Linked DNA regions of Homo sapiens: region 1 is linked to region 2. A link is an interaction called in ENCODE POLR2A ChIA-PET data of the cell type or tissue named here. Cell type or tissue: K562. All regions are shown on one strand. Links, peaks and the distances in the headings refer to the core of each region. The heading gives the core; the rest is flanking DNA.

Region 1 (7,339 bases), core at 1,023-6,022, 400 kb before region 2:
CAAACTCCTGGGCTCAAGCAATCTACGTGCTTCAGCCTCCCAAAGTGTTGAGATTACAGGTGTGAGCCACTGCACCCAGCCTGTGATCTTTGATGTTACTATTGTCATTGTTTTGGGCCCGGAACCATGCCCGTATAAGACAGTGAACTTCTGATAATATGTGTGTTCTGACTGCTCCACTGACTGTCCATGCCCCATCTCTCTCTCTCTCCTTAGGCCTCCCTATTCCCTGAGACACAACAATATTGAAATTAGGCCAATTAATAACCCTACAATGGCCTCTAAGTGTTCAAGTGAAAGGAAGGGTTGCACATTTCTCACTTTAAGTCAAAAGTTAGAAATGATTAAGCTTAGTGAGGAAGGCTGTCAAAAGTTGAGACAGGCTGAAAGCTAGACCTCTTGCACCAAATAATCAAATTGTGAATGCAAAGGTAAAGTTCCTGAAGGAGATTAAAAGTGCTCCTCCAGTGAAGACACAAATGATAAGAAAGTGAAACAGCCTTATTGCTGATATGGAGAATGTGGTAGTGGTCTGGATAGAAGATCAAACCAGCCATGCATTTCCTTAAGTCAAAGCCTAATTCAGAGCAAGATCCTACTTCTCTTCAATTCTATGAAGGCTGAGAGAGGTGAGGAAGCTGCAGAAGAAAACTTAGAAGCTAGTAGAGATTTGTGCATGAGGGTAAGGAAGGAAGCCATCTACATAACATAAAAGTGCAAGGTGAAGGAGCAAGTGCTGATGTAGAAGCTGCCGCAAGTTATCCAGAAGATCTGGCTAAGATCACTGATGAAGGTGGCCACACTAAACAACAGATCGTCAATGTAGGTGAAACAGCCTTCTATCAGAAGAGGATGCCATCTAGGACTTTCCTAGCTAGAGAGGAGAAGTCAATGACTGGCTTCAAAGTTTCAAAGGAAAGGCTGGCTCTGTTAGGGGCTAATGCAGCTGGTGACTTTATGTTGAAGCCAATGTTTATTCGCCATTCCAGAAATCCTAGGGCCTTAAGAATCATGCCAAATTTTCTCTGCCTGCGCTCTAGAAATGGAACAAGAAAACCTAGATGACAGCACATTTGTTTACAGCAGGGCTTACTGAATATTTTAAGCCCACTGTTGAGAAATGCTGCTCAGAAAAAAAAAAAGAATCCTTTCAAAATATTACTGCACCTAGTCATCCAGGAGCTGTGATGGAGATGGACAAGGAGATGAAAGCTGTGTGCATGCCTGCTAACACAACATCCATTCCGCAGCCCATGGACTGAAGAGTAATTTCAATTTCAAGTCTTATTATTCAAGAAATACATTTCATAAGGCTATAGTTGCCATAGATGGTGATTCCTCTGATGGATTCGGGCGAAGTACATTGAAAATCTTTTGGAAAAGATTCACCAGTCTAGATGCCATGAAAAGCAGCAAGTTGTGGTGACTTACACCTGTTAATTCCAACAATTTGGGAGGCTGAGGCAGAAGAATCACTTGAGTCCAGGAGTTTGAGACCAGCCAGGGCAACATATGGAGACTCTGTTTATAAAAAAAAAAAACAAAACAAACAAAAAAAAAAACTAGCCAGGTTTGGTGGTGCATGCCTATAGTTCCAGCTAATTGGGAGGCTGAGGCAGGGCTCACCTGAGCCCAGAAGGTTGTTGATGTCCTCGCGATCACATCACTGCACTCCAGACTGGGCAACGAGTGAGACCCTGTCTCAAAAAAAAGAGAACATTTTTGCTTCATGGGAAGAGGTCAAAATATCAACATTAATAGGAGTTTGGAAGAAGTAGATTCCAACCCTCATGGATGACTTTGAGGGTTCAGGACTTCAGTGGAGAAAGTCACTGCAGATGTGGGGGAAACAGCAGGAGAACCAGATTTAGAAGTGGAGCCTAGACCAGGTGCAGTGGCTCACACTGGTAATCCCAGCACTTTGGGAGTCCGAGGTGGGTGGATCACGAGGTCAGGAGTTCGAGACCATCCTGGCTAACACGGTGAAACCCCATCTCTACTAAAAATACAAAAAATTAGCTGGGCGTGATGGCGGGCGCCTGTAGTCCCAGCTACTCAGGAGGCTGAGGGAGGAGGATGGCGTGAACCCGGGAGGCGGAGCTTGCAGTGAGCCAAGATTGCACCACTGCACTCCAGCCTGGGCGACAGAGCGAGACTCCGTCTCAAAAAAAAAAAAGAAGTGGAGCCCGAAGAAGGGGCTGAATTGCTGCAATCTCAGGATCCAACTTGAACACATGAGGAGTTGCTTCTTAGGGATGAACAAAGAAAGTGGTTCCTTGAGACGGAACGTCCTCCTGGGGCAGATGCTGTGAACATGGTTGCAATGACAACAAAGCGTTCAGAATATTTCATAACCGAAAAAACACAGCAGGCTTGAGAGGATTTCTAATTTTGAAAGACCTTCTACTGTGGGTAAAATGGTATCAAGCAGCCTCCAGTGCCGGGGGCCATCTCCTGTGAAAGGCAGAGTCAATCAATGTGGTAAACTTCACTGTTGTCTGATTTGAATACATTGTCACAGCCCCTCTACCCTTCAGCAACCACCACCCTGATCAGTCAGCAGCCATCAGCACCGAGGCAAGGCCCTCCACCAGCAAAAAGATTCTGACTCACTGAAGACTTGGATGATCATTAGTATTTTTAGCAGTAAAGTTTTTTTTTCTTTTTCTTTCTTTTTTTTTTTTTTTTAGACGGAGTCTCGCTCTGTCATCCAGTCTGGAGTGCAATGGCGTGATCTCGGCTCACTACCACCTCCGTCTCCTGGGTTCAAGAGATTCTTCTGCCTTAGCCTCCTGAGTAGCTGGGATTACAGGCGCGCGACACCATGCCCAGCTAATTTTTTTTTTTTGTATTTTTAGTAGAGACGGGGTTTCACCATATTGACCAGGCTGGTCTTGAATTCCTGAGGTCATGATCCTCCCGCCTCAACCTCCCAAAATGCTGGGATTACAGGCATGAGCCACCACGCTCGGCCAAGTATTTTTAAATGAAGGCATATAAAAATTGTTTTTTTTAGATGTGATGCTATCCTATATTTAATAGACTACAGTTTAGTGTAAACATAACTTTTATATGTGCTGGGAAACCAAAAAATTCATATGACCCACTTCATTATGATATTCACTTTACTGCAGTGTGGTCTGGAACTGAACTCACACTATCTCCAAAGTATGCCTATAAAATAAAGCCCTCACCCAATTCCCTGCCTCAGAAAGCCCCTTCCTCACCTCCACCCAAGTCGAGGGCGTGAGTTAAATTTAGCTAGCTTCCGGCTGTATCCATTCAGTAAACACAAAACAAAAGGTACTAAATGGCAAGAACTGCATGCAGGGGGCTTTTGGGACAGTGCCCAGGACACAGGAGCTCAATCAACGTCAGCTGTGACAGTGGTGCAGATGACTAACGTCTGACAGATCTTCTTTCTTTAGAAAAGAACAGCTGTCTTCAGACAGGGCTCCACCCAGAGCTGGGCAACAGGTGACCACTGCCCTGAACATCCCTACGCAGCCCACCCAGCCCTACCCAGCTCCAAGAGGAGCAAGGGTCCAGCCAGACCTGCTCGGACAAGGCCTCATGGGGCCACCTCTGGATCCCGGGCACACCTGCAGGGATAGAGCCACAGGAAGTGGGGGCCGAACTGAAGCTCCACTTCTAGAGTGACCTTGAGGGCAGCAGTGCTCAGGCCAGCTCCTGAGACAGCCATGGGGAGTGGGGAGGTGGTGTTCAATGGGAACAGAGTTTCAGCCTCGGAAGATGACGACGTTCTGGAGATGGTGATGGTGCTGGCTGCTCAACACTGTGAATGTCCTTAATGCACTTAAAAATGGTTAAAGTGGGGCCAGGTGCGGTGGCTCACACCTGTAATTCCAGAACTTTAGGAGACCGAGATGTGTGGATCACTTGAAGTCAGAAGTTCAAGAACAGCCTGGCCAACATGGTGTTGGTACTAAAAAATACAAAAAAAATCAGCCAAGCATGGGGCGCATGCCTATAGTCCCAGCTACTAGGGAAGCTGAGGTAGGAGAATCACTTGAACCCGGGAGGTGGAGATTGCAGTGAGTCGAGATTGTGCCACTGCACACCAGCCTGGGTGACAGAGTCTCCATCTCAAAAAAAAAAAAAATTAAAGTGGGCCAGGCACAGTGGCTCACGTGTGTAATTCCAGCACTTTGGGAGTCCCAGCCTGGAGGATAGTTTGAGGTCAGAAGTTTGGACTAGCCTGGGCAACATAGCCAGACCCTATCTCTACAAACAATTTTTTTTCAAAATCAGTCAGGTACTGTGGCTCACACCTGTAGTCTCAGCTACTTGGGAGGATCACTTGAGCCCAGAAGGCGAGCTGTGCTTGCTCCACTGCACTCCAGCCTGGGCAACAAAGCGAGACCCTGTCTCAAACAAACAAACAAACAAACAAACAAAACATGATTAAAGTAGTGAATGTTGTATGTATTTTACTGTAATGTGTTTAAGAGGGAAAAATCACCTTGGGGAAAGAAAGGAGTACCCAGGAGCACTTCCAAGGTTATACTTAGGTTTTTGCTTCCTAAGCCAGGAAACGTAACTTTGCATTTGATTTATTCTGTACCCATCTTATCAGCACTTTCAGAGAAATAAGAACAGGGAATTGGAGCTCTCACAATAACTGGACAAAGACGGGCAAGAGATTAGAGAGCCCCAGTGCCTGCTGCCACCTCCTGATTCACTTCCCAGGGCGTGAGTGGGCCCTGCCCACACTGTGGTGAGGCCCTCACCCCGCCCTTCCTGGGATGAGGACACAGCCAGCCCTCGCTTGTGATCGATGCATGCAGGCTGCAGCTTTCACCCGGGGGTCACAGCCTCACTCCAACTCACATCAGGCCACATGGCAGCCCCATCGAGTCTTTGGGCCCTGCTGCAGAGGCAGGTGCCATGCCTGCACTGCACATCCAGGTGTGTTGTTGAGCAACCCCCTCCAGACCTTGATGTCATCCTCCTGGGCCCCTCCTCCAAGTCTTGTGCAACCCAGTGGTGTGATGTTTGTGTCCTGCACCCCAGGTCCTGACTGGCACACACCCTTCTCAGCTGGGTTAGCTCCTCCGTGTCTTTCAGGTGCCTGCACCCCAGCAGCAGAGAACCAACTGCATGGTAGCCATGTTCATGCAATCCACTCTCTGTTCCTGGATGCCAGCATCTGGCACCCCGTCCCAGCACACAACAGGATGCATGGATGGTGGCCTGGCGTCATGGACCTGGGGAGACAAGGCAGCCCAGCAGCCCCTGCAGAGCCTCAGGGAACTGTTCCTAAAACAAGTGAACTTGCTTTGGGAATCCAGGAACACCTTTGCTGGAACAATCCAGCCCTTGGGACACCCTAATTTGAAGCCCCCACCACCACCCAGGGGTGCAGCTTTGGCGAGGGGCCGGTCAGGAACAGCTGCTAATCTAGGTGGGGTTTCCTAAGCCCAATTCACCTGCCAGAAAATCAAGCCCTAAATAAGTAATTTGGTTTCCCCTTAGTTTTCTTTCCCTCCCACTGCCCTTTACAACAACCTGCCAGTTTAAGCCAAGGAACAAAGATAGAGACATCCTCTGAGCCCCACCTGCCATTTGTGATAAACATTTCAGAGAATGAGTTAAGCAGTGCTGGAGAAAACAGGAAAAATAAACTCTGAGTCTCTACATAAATATATATTCTATGAAAACCTAAACTTAATCCACCACCAGCACAAGGCAAAGCAAAAGGGCACACACAGCTCTGCCGCCACTACAGAGAAAAAGATCTCTACATGCTGTTCCGCGCGCTCCTGTACAATGCAGAGCTTTGAACTGTTTATAACAGAACACGACAGAGGCACAGTCACAAGAACAGTGATTCTGCCCTTTGAAGCTGCCTGCAGTCAAGTATTACACAGGCAGGAAGTAGAAATCTGTGCTTTGATTTGTTTAAAGTAAATTAAACATAACTGGAAACCATATTTCCTCTCATTCAGAGGAAGTTACAAAAGGTACAGAGGACCAAGAATATCAGGTTCTCATGCAAACGATGAGGTCGGTTCTTCCAAAGCAAAAAAAAAAAAAAAAAAAAAAACAAATACTGGCCTTTAACATACATTCGAAGACCTCACATGTGTTCATTTTGAAGAGATTACCGCTGTGGAAAACAATTTGGAAAAAACTGTTTCAGGTCAAAGTGTAAGTCGTTCAAATAAATGTGCGTCTACGCTTTGGCATCGAGCATTTTTATTTTTTCAAATTCAAGCCTGTGGTCCCTTTGAGCCATTCTTTTCTCCACTGGACTTAGCCATTTTGAAACCTGCCCAGGGAGGAAACGACTCAGGCTCCCTGCAGAGGCAGCCCCATGGGGGCAAGAGGCAGCAACACAGCCTGGGGCCAGGCTCCAGGGCTGCTCTGCAGGGGACGCTGCCTGGGCAGCTGAGAGGCAGTGAGGAGTGAGAGAGAGAGGCCCAAGACCCGGGCACATTGGCCTGCCTGGGAGGACCTAGCCAGTCCCTGCTGGTGCCTCAGATCTGCTGTAGCAGGGGCTCGGCCTGAGCACCCCCGGCCTCTGCCCACCTCGCAGGGCATCATGGGAAGCAGGCATGATGTGCACGCTCTCCGGGCCCTCCAAGTCATGGCCATGGCTCTCCATTAACACAACCACGTGCCCGAGGGCTGAGCCCCAGCAGCAGAGGGTGGTGGGAAGGGCCGGGGCTCAAAGGCCAGGGGTCCCACTCGCTGGCGGCAGGAACCCAGCCTCAGTTCCCCTGTCCGTAAAATGGGGATGATAGATCTTACTTTAAAGAGTTGAGGCCGGGCGCGGTAGCTCAAGCCTGTAATCCCAGCAGTTTGGGAGGCTGAGGTGGGCGGATTACGAGGTCAGGAAATCGAGACCATCCTGGCTAAGACAGTGATACCCCGTCTCTACTAAAAATACAAAAAAAATTAGCCAGGCATGGTGACGGGCGCCTGTAGTCCCAGCTACTCAGGAGGCTGAGGCAGGAGGATGGCGTGAACCCGGGAGGTGGAGCTTGCAGTGCGCCGAGATTGTGCCACTGCACTCTAGCCTGGGCAACAGAGCGAGACTCTGTCTCAAAAAAAAAAAAAAAAAAGAGTTGAGAGGCCGGGCCTGGTAGCTCATGCCTGTAATCTCAGCATGATTTGGGAGGCTGAGACAGGAGGATCACTTAGGCCCAGTAGTTCAACACCAGCCTGGGCAAGATAGTGAGACCCTGTCTCTACAAAAAATTTTAAAAATTAGCCAGGCATGGTGGTGCATGCCTATGATCCCAAATACCTGGGAGGCTGAGGTGGGAGGACTGCTTGAGCTCGGGAGATTGAGACTGCAGTGAGCCAAGATTGT
Region 2 (7,339 bases), core at 1,463-6,462:
ATTGTGCCACTGCACTCCAACCTGGGTGACGGAGTGAGAAGCCTGTGTCAAAAAAAAAAAAAACAATGGTTGGAAATTAAGTTAAAGTTTTGAAAGGTGTTAAAAGTTCATCATGTAATTCTGTAACCAAGTAAAATTCCAGATGAAAGAATTAAAGGTAAAAATTGAGCTTTTCCTTAAAATTTTTTAAAAATATGTATTTGAATTTTTGCATGAGAAAGGAATTTTTAAACATGTAAGCAGTGGAAGAAAGCATAAAGGAAAATATCAGTTCAGCTAATACATAAATATTTGAAATATAGCTATAGAGTTTTATTATTTCTAAACATGGACCTCTAAGTCTAGATGTAAAAATCTATCCCAAGAAAGTAGAAAAGATCCACATAGTTTTACCTATAAATATTTAATCATTGCAGCATGATTATGCAAATAAAAATCAAAAGCCAATGTCTGGCAAAAGGAAATAGTGCTTTTGTTTTGTTTTGAAACAGGGTCTCCTCTGTCACCCAGGCTACAGTGCAGTGGCACGATCTCAGCTCACTGCATCCTCGACCTCCTGAGCTCAAGCCATCCTCCCACCTCAGCCTCCCGAGTAGCTGGGACCACAGGTGCACGCCACCACTCCCAGCTAATTTTTGTATTTTTGGTAGAGACGGGGTTTCACCATGTTGCCCAGGCTGGTCTCGAACTCCTGTGCTCAAACCATCCACCCGCCTCAGCCTCCCAAAGTGCTGGGATTACAGGGGTGAGCCACTGTGCCCGGCCAAGAAATAGTTAAATAACAACATCCATCAATGGAGTATAATACTGATGAGGACAGTGAATAACTCTGGGATTTGGAATTGGCAATATCATATTGCTTTTCTTTTACTTGCCTGTGTTTGCAAAGTTTTTTTTTTTTAATCAGTGATCATGTAACTTTAGAAATTGCCCTTATAATCCAAAAAGTAGTTAAAATAATAGAAAACAAAGCCTTGCCCCCAATCCCCCTCTGGGTTAGTAACAGGGTTCTCCTGAGTCAGAGGCGCTGTGGGCCAGAGCAGAAGCTCCCTCACATAGGGCCGGCTGGGTGGGGCAGAGGCACACCTGGCTCTTTACCTATGTTCATAGTGGCCCCAGGCCTGGCAAGCTCTCTGCCTTCTGCTGTCACTCCCCTGAGATAGGGGCCAGTAACCTTCAGCCTGGGGGCCAGATCCCAGCCCATCGCCTGGTTTGTGTATGTTTCCCACAGTCTGGCATCTGCTGACTGCAACTCCACAATGTCATTTAACTCATTTTCCCTGCGTTTCCTGTAAATTGGCAGTAACAAGTCTTACATGCTTACCCCTTTGATAGAATACTTCATTTATGCATTCATCACCTTTTATTAAGCATCAGCTAGCTGTGTGCCAGAGTAGGGGCTATGGATGTAGCAGGGAAAATGGTAATCAGATTTCTGCCCCGTGAATCATAAGATTCTTAAAAATACTGTGATCTATTAAATGGTGAATATAAGGAGCTAAGTGAAGCGGGGCAGGGATAAGAAGCGTTGGAACGGTGTGGGTGTGACAGTGGACATTCTGGTTTTAGAAAGGGCCCCTGGGTAAGTGCTGAGTCTGTACACCTCTGGGAAGGAGCCCTTAGAACAAGACAGCGGGGCAAGTGCAAGGATCCTGTGAGGAGCATTGTGGGGTGCAGGAGCCCCTGGCTGGAGCACAGCCATCCAGCGAGAGAGGCTTGGGGAGCAGTAGGAAGAGGCAGCTGTTGGCCTCTGCGGGTCAGGACTTCAGGGGTCGTCATCAGGACTCTGGCTTCTCTGGCTTCTGCTCTGGGCGAGACTGGACATTTTGAGCAGAGGAGGAAAATGATCTGGTCTAGGGGTCAGCGGAACCCCTCTGGCTGCTATGCTACAAACAGAGTGAAGGACAAGGGTGGAGCAGGGAGTGCATAGAGGAGGATGGTGCAGTGATGTCGCAAGGGGCAGCGACAGCAGATAAAGTGGGCAAGGCAAGTGCAAAGCATAGTCAGCTTCTGGATGTGTGTTGAAGGCAGAGCCGGCAGGGCGTGCTGCCAAGTGGGGTGTGAGGAGAGAAGCAGTGAGGGCGGGTCAAGCTTGGGGGTGTGGGCAGTCATGCTTACCAGTGTGGGGACAGTGTGTGAGGACTGCCTGGGGGCATCAGGACTAATATTCGGACAAGTCGGACCTCTAGTAGATGCCATGTGGATCTGTCCAGCTGGAAGTAGGAGTTAGGTTTTAGAGGAGAAGCCCAGACTAGAGATGTGCATGGGCAGCCTCCAGGGACAGGCAGCACCCACAGCCGCCACCTGTGTGGGAGAGCATGGCAGTGGGGGTGTGGGGCTGGGGGGGGATGGACCAAAGAAGCCAGAGCACCCCAAAGCCCCACAGCAGGGAGAGGGGGAGATGGAGACTGGCCAGCGGGGTGGGAGAAAAGCAGGCAGGGGTGTCCAGAAAACCATGTCTGCGTCTGTCTGGAGGAGCAGTGACCCTGGCAGAGAGGCTGGCAGAAGCCTGATTGGAGTGGATTGCAGAGAGAATAGGAAGACAGGGGACAACTGTTACAGACACACAGATACTCCCTGAGAACTGTGCTCTGATGGGAAGCATGGAAACAGGCTGACAGCCCCCAGGTAAGTTGAGGGCAGAGCAAGTTGGATTAGTTTTATTTTATTTATTTTTGAGATGGAGTTTCACTCTTGTCTCCCAAGCTAGAGTGCAGTGGTGCGATCTCAGCTCACTGCAACCTCTGCCTCCCAGGTTCAAGCCATTCTCCTGCCTCAGCCTCCTGAGTAGCTGGGATTACAGGCGCCCGCCACCACGCTCAGCTAATTTTTCTATTTGTAGTAGAGACAGGGTTTCACCATATTGGCCAGGCTGGTCTCAAACTCCTGACCTCAGGTGATCCACCTGCCTCAGCCTCTCAAAATGCTAGGATTACAGGTGTGAGCCACTGTGCCTGGCCAGTTTTGTTTTGTTTTAAACTAGAGAAAAGAACAGTGGTTCTTTAAGCTTGTCAGAGTGGATGAGTGCAGAAGGTGATGGATGCTGATGCAGGGATTTGCTGAAACCCTGACATGGAGCATGTGGAGAGGGGGTCAGGGACATCCATGGAGCAGGCCTTGGTGGCATAGGAAGGACATTCCACGGACACTGTGCTGTGAAAGGCTCTCCTGATAGTTTGTTTTCTCAGGAAAAGGGAAGCCAAATACTCAGCTTGAGGAATCGTTAGAGCTTTGAGAAGAGAAGGAGATATGAAAGAGTTAACATGAGAGATGCCATGGGTGATGGAAGGAGGGGTGGCAGTAGAGGTGCTATGGATGACAGGCGTGTAGGGGTGGTACAAGAGGTGCCATGGATGACGGAAGTAGGGTAGTGCAGTAGATGCCATGGATGACGGAAGGAGGGGAGGTGCCATGGATGATGGAAGGAGGGGAGGTGCCATGGATGACAGAAGGAGGGGTGGTGGGGGAGGTGCCGTGATGGCGGAAGGAGGGGTGGTGCGGGAGGTACCGTGGATGGCAAAGGAGGGGTGGTGCGGGAGGTGCCGTGGATGGCGGAAGGAGGGGTGGTGCGGGAGGTGCCGTGGATGGCGGAAGGAGGGTTGGTGCGGGAGGTGCTGTGGATGGCGGAAGTAGGATGGGTAGTGTTGCCAGTGCATTTGATGTTAGCCTTCATGAATTTAGAGAGACCCATCAGCACTTTGGGGTTCTGCTGTCTGTGTTTAGCTCTGCAGCCACAGGTATGGAATGGGCAGAGAACTAGCTCTGAGCAGGACTGAGAACAATCAGGAGAGTCAAGAGTGAATGCCAGGAGCTGTCCAGCATGATCTGGGGCCACCAGCTGGGGCAAGTGCAAGTTGGGCATGGACAGGGCTGCAGGAATTCAGTCCAGTCACTGGACTGGTGGAGTTGAGGCGCTCAGGATGGCGAGCTGGGCAGTGCTAGGCAGAGTAGGTACTTGTGGAAGGTTCCCAGGGCTGGCATCTCTCTTCTGAGGTGTAAGGTGTGGCTATGGCAGTGACTTGTTCTTGTGAGAAGAACAAGGTCCCCAGCTCATAGGAAGTCAAATAAATTGCCAGAGAATGAGAAAGATTTGTAAATGGCATCAGGAACTAGGGCTGGTGAGTGATACCTGACACAAGATTGGTTGTGAACGGTTTTTATTGAGGAGGAAGGGGAACGGCTTGGAAGCAGCAAGGAGCACACCTCCTCAGCCCAGGCCCAGTGGGGTGCAGATGTGGTAGGTGACAGCCAGGGCCTGAGAGGTGCCAGAACGCAGGGTTAGATAGGAGCGGGCAGGTAGAAGCGCCCCCTGAGGTGGAGGAGGGTGTCCAGGGACTAGAAAGCCAAGGCCAACTTCATCTGGTCACTGGTGCGATCAGAAAGATGCTTACCACCCTAGCAAACAGAAAAATACCTCTGCCATCTAGGAACTTAAAAGCAACTCTGGAGAAATCTTCCCATTGAAGAGTGTCTCAGTCGAGCTACCCTATTATCCGTAGGTTGGAGACCGCTGTTACGAGGAGGGAATGTACGAGGCTGCCAAGCTGCTCTATAGCAATGTTTCTAACTTTGCCCGCCTGGCTTCCACCTTGGTTCACCTCGGTGAGTATCAGGCAGCAGTGGACAACAGCCGCAAGGCCAGCAGCACCCGGACGTGGAAGGAGGTGAGCTGCGGGCAACTGCAGACGGCAGAGTGTGCTGGACAGGCACGCTCTCCGTGTCCTTTGCGTTCTGCTCGGTACTCTTCTGGGTGCCGGTCTCTTGCCCAGGCAGGGGTCTGAACCCTTGGGATTCTTAGAGTCTCTAGGCTAGTGTTTGTAGTTGGAACAGAGGCCCCAGAGAATCTGATGTGGAACCAGTTGGCCCCCAGAGGTAGCCTTAATAGCATGGAATTACCAGTATTATAAGTATTTTCATAACACTTTTAAATCATGTCACCTTATTTGCATAATCAGTGTAAATTTACATTATTGGTCCTTTGTGGCAAATTGGTAAATTGTCTGGAGGCTCTCTGATAATATCAGAATCCATCTTCAAGTAGAAAAAACTGAAGAAATATCCAAAACAGCATTGTTTAATGAAAGATTAAAATTAGCCTAAAGGTCTAATGTCAAGGCCTTTTGTTTGTTTGTTTGTTTTGTTTTTGTTTTTGAGATGGAGTCTAGCTCTGTCGCCCAGGCTGGAGTACAGTGACACGATCTCGGCTCACTGCAAGCTCTGCCTCCCGGGTTCACACCATTCTCCTGCCTCAGCTCCCCCAGTAGCTGGGACTACAGGCGCCCGCCACCACGCCCGGCTAATTTTTTTGTATTTTTTAGTAGAGTCGGGGTTTCACCATGTTAGCCAGGATGGTCTCTATCTCCTGACCTCATGATCCACCCACCTCAGCCTCCCAAAGTGCTGGGATTACAGGCATGAGCCACTGCGCCCGGCCAAGGCCTTTGTTAATGTATGCATTACAACTCTACCCTGCTGTTTAAGATGAATAGGCAGAGTTGCAGGAAAAGATGTTGCCAATATTATGCGAGGAATATATCATCATGCAGAATGTATGATGTAATTCCACTGTGTTTATGTGGGAAATTTGTCAGGGTGCTGGTGTATGCATCACACATAGGAAACAGTGGGCCAAAGATTATATCTCAAGTTAATGACACTGGCTTATGTGATTATTTTTGTACAGGGGAATTCTGCACTTCTCAAGGCTTGTTATCATTAAGTATACATACTGTACAGTGCAGAAAACAAAAGTAGTCTAAAAAACTATTAAAACAAGCTCCCCCGTGAAAACAACACTCAGATGAGATGCATTCTGATGGTCATTATTTTTTAGCCTTCCTTTTCAAACCCCAAACCTGAAATTCCAGCATGACTTTCCCGCCACCTGAACAAAACTCAGGGCCTACGAAGTAATGCACAAACTTTATTCTTTCCATGGTCTCAAGCACCCCCTTGGCCTGCAGATTACAAATGTCATATTTTTTCTCCCAGTCTTGTACAATTCATCATAGAGTTAGCTACTTGTTCAGAATCCAACTTAAAATACCCCACTGCTGGTATTTCTGCATTTGCAACTGTGTGCCTTGTAAGTCAGCTGCTGTGGTGCTGTGTCCTGTCTTGGGGACCCTCACGCTTGCCCTCCGTCCCCTAGGTGTGCTTTGCCTGCATGGATGGACAAGAGTTCCGCTTCGCACAGCTGTGTGGTCTTCACATCGTCATTCATGCAGATGAGCTGGAGGAGCTGATGTGCTATTACCAGGTGACCAGATGATCTCTGCTGGTAATGCAGATGACAAGTGATGCCTAAACACTCCACAGAGAGGCACGGTCATCCCCTTAGCTCGTGACCATCACAGTGTTGCATCTGCAAATATGAAGCATGGCCCTGAGGGGAAGATTCATGTGTTAGACAGTCATTTATGAACTAAATTCAATTGCCTTGTTAGCTATCCTCGACCTCATGGCTGGCTGGAATTTTGTGTTTTTTAAGTTCTCTCCATCCTCTTGTGTTATTGGGCCTTCAGAAGCCCAGTCAGTGGCTTGCATGACGGGAACAACCCTTGGAGGGTTGCTGAGAATACTGGGCTGGTGGTGGCAGAGCTCTAGTCCATAGCCTAGTTCCCCACAGTGTGCAGCCCCAGTAGTCTGTTTTTCAAGTGCCTTAGGGACAAAGCACAGGCAAGAGAGGGAACCCCACCTGGACCCTTTGGAAGGGTGGGGCCCTGTATGTTCATGCTGTAGGTAGGCTCTCTTGAGTGGTTGGTAGACAGTGATTTGTGTGTTTAGGGACCTGGGCTTCCACCTGTGGGATTCCTAGAGCCACATGACAACTCCAGGTATGGTTAGTCAAGGCAGACGAAGATGGGATCTGACTCTGCTCAGCAGTGTCACCATGGCCATGGAAATTGAGCCCCAAACCCCTCACTATGTGAGACGTTGTCTGGAGGGGCTCGCACCAGCGCCAGAGTGTCCAGATATTAGCTGGGTGTGATGGCTTTTCAATGAGAAATGCTTTCCCACCCCCAGAGAGGCGCCTGAGAAATGAACTGGAAAGCCAACAGGGAGGGTGATCAAGCAGTACAGGGCTGACAAAAGAACAATTTAGTCAGCAAATCTTTGAGTACTTACTGTGTGCTAGGCATTATTCTCAATAATTGTGTCAGTGAACAAAACAGAAAAGCCTCTATTTAATTGAACTGGCATTCAGCAAGGTTGGCAGGCAAGCAACAAACCTAATGAATAATTATATAGTGTGTTTGAAGGTGATCAGTTATAGAGGAAAATGGAGCCGGTTTGAGGGCATAGGAGTGCCTGGATGGAGTTTCATAAAGGGGCGGTC

What was found. Peaks named below come from ENCODE experiments on the same cell type or tissue, not always from the same donor. Only the 100,000 strongest peaks of a DNase experiment are listed, where the experiment ranks them.
Region 1: POLR2A ChIA-PET joins it to region 2 with 7 read pairs; 2 of 35 experiments call an interaction of 5 or more read pairs at or near these places.

What each region holds. Positions count from the first base shown.
Region 1 is chr22:19,596,097-19,603,435 of GRCh38, reverse strand. No RefSeq gene overlaps it. Among named protein-coding and RNA genes, the nearest start is that of LINC00895, 33 kb to the right of the region's middle. RefSeq lists enhancers at 4,476-4,976, 4,977-5,477, 6,513-7,055. In K562, for the core only: no CTCF peak of the experiment used is centred there; DNase peaks (open chromatin) are centred at 3,475, 4,691, 5,232 and 5,586; H3K27me3 peaks cover 4,535 bases.
Region 2 is chr22:19,198,654-19,205,992 of GRCh38, reverse strand. CLTCL1 (clathrin heavy chain like 1) reads left to right here. Exons shown (of 33, transcript NM_007098.4): 23 at 4,500-4,664; 24 at 6,152-6,259. LOC112268289 (a long non-coding RNA gene) reads right to left here. Exons shown (of 2, transcript XR_002958736.2): 2 at 5,904-6,385. Among named protein-coding and RNA genes, the nearest start is that of SLC25A1, 24 kb to the right of the region's middle. In K562, for the core only: a CTCF peak has its summit at 3,349; DNase peaks (open chromatin) are centred at 1,952, 3,502 and 3,799; H3K4me3 peaks cover 609 bases; H3K27me3 peaks cover 3,805 bases.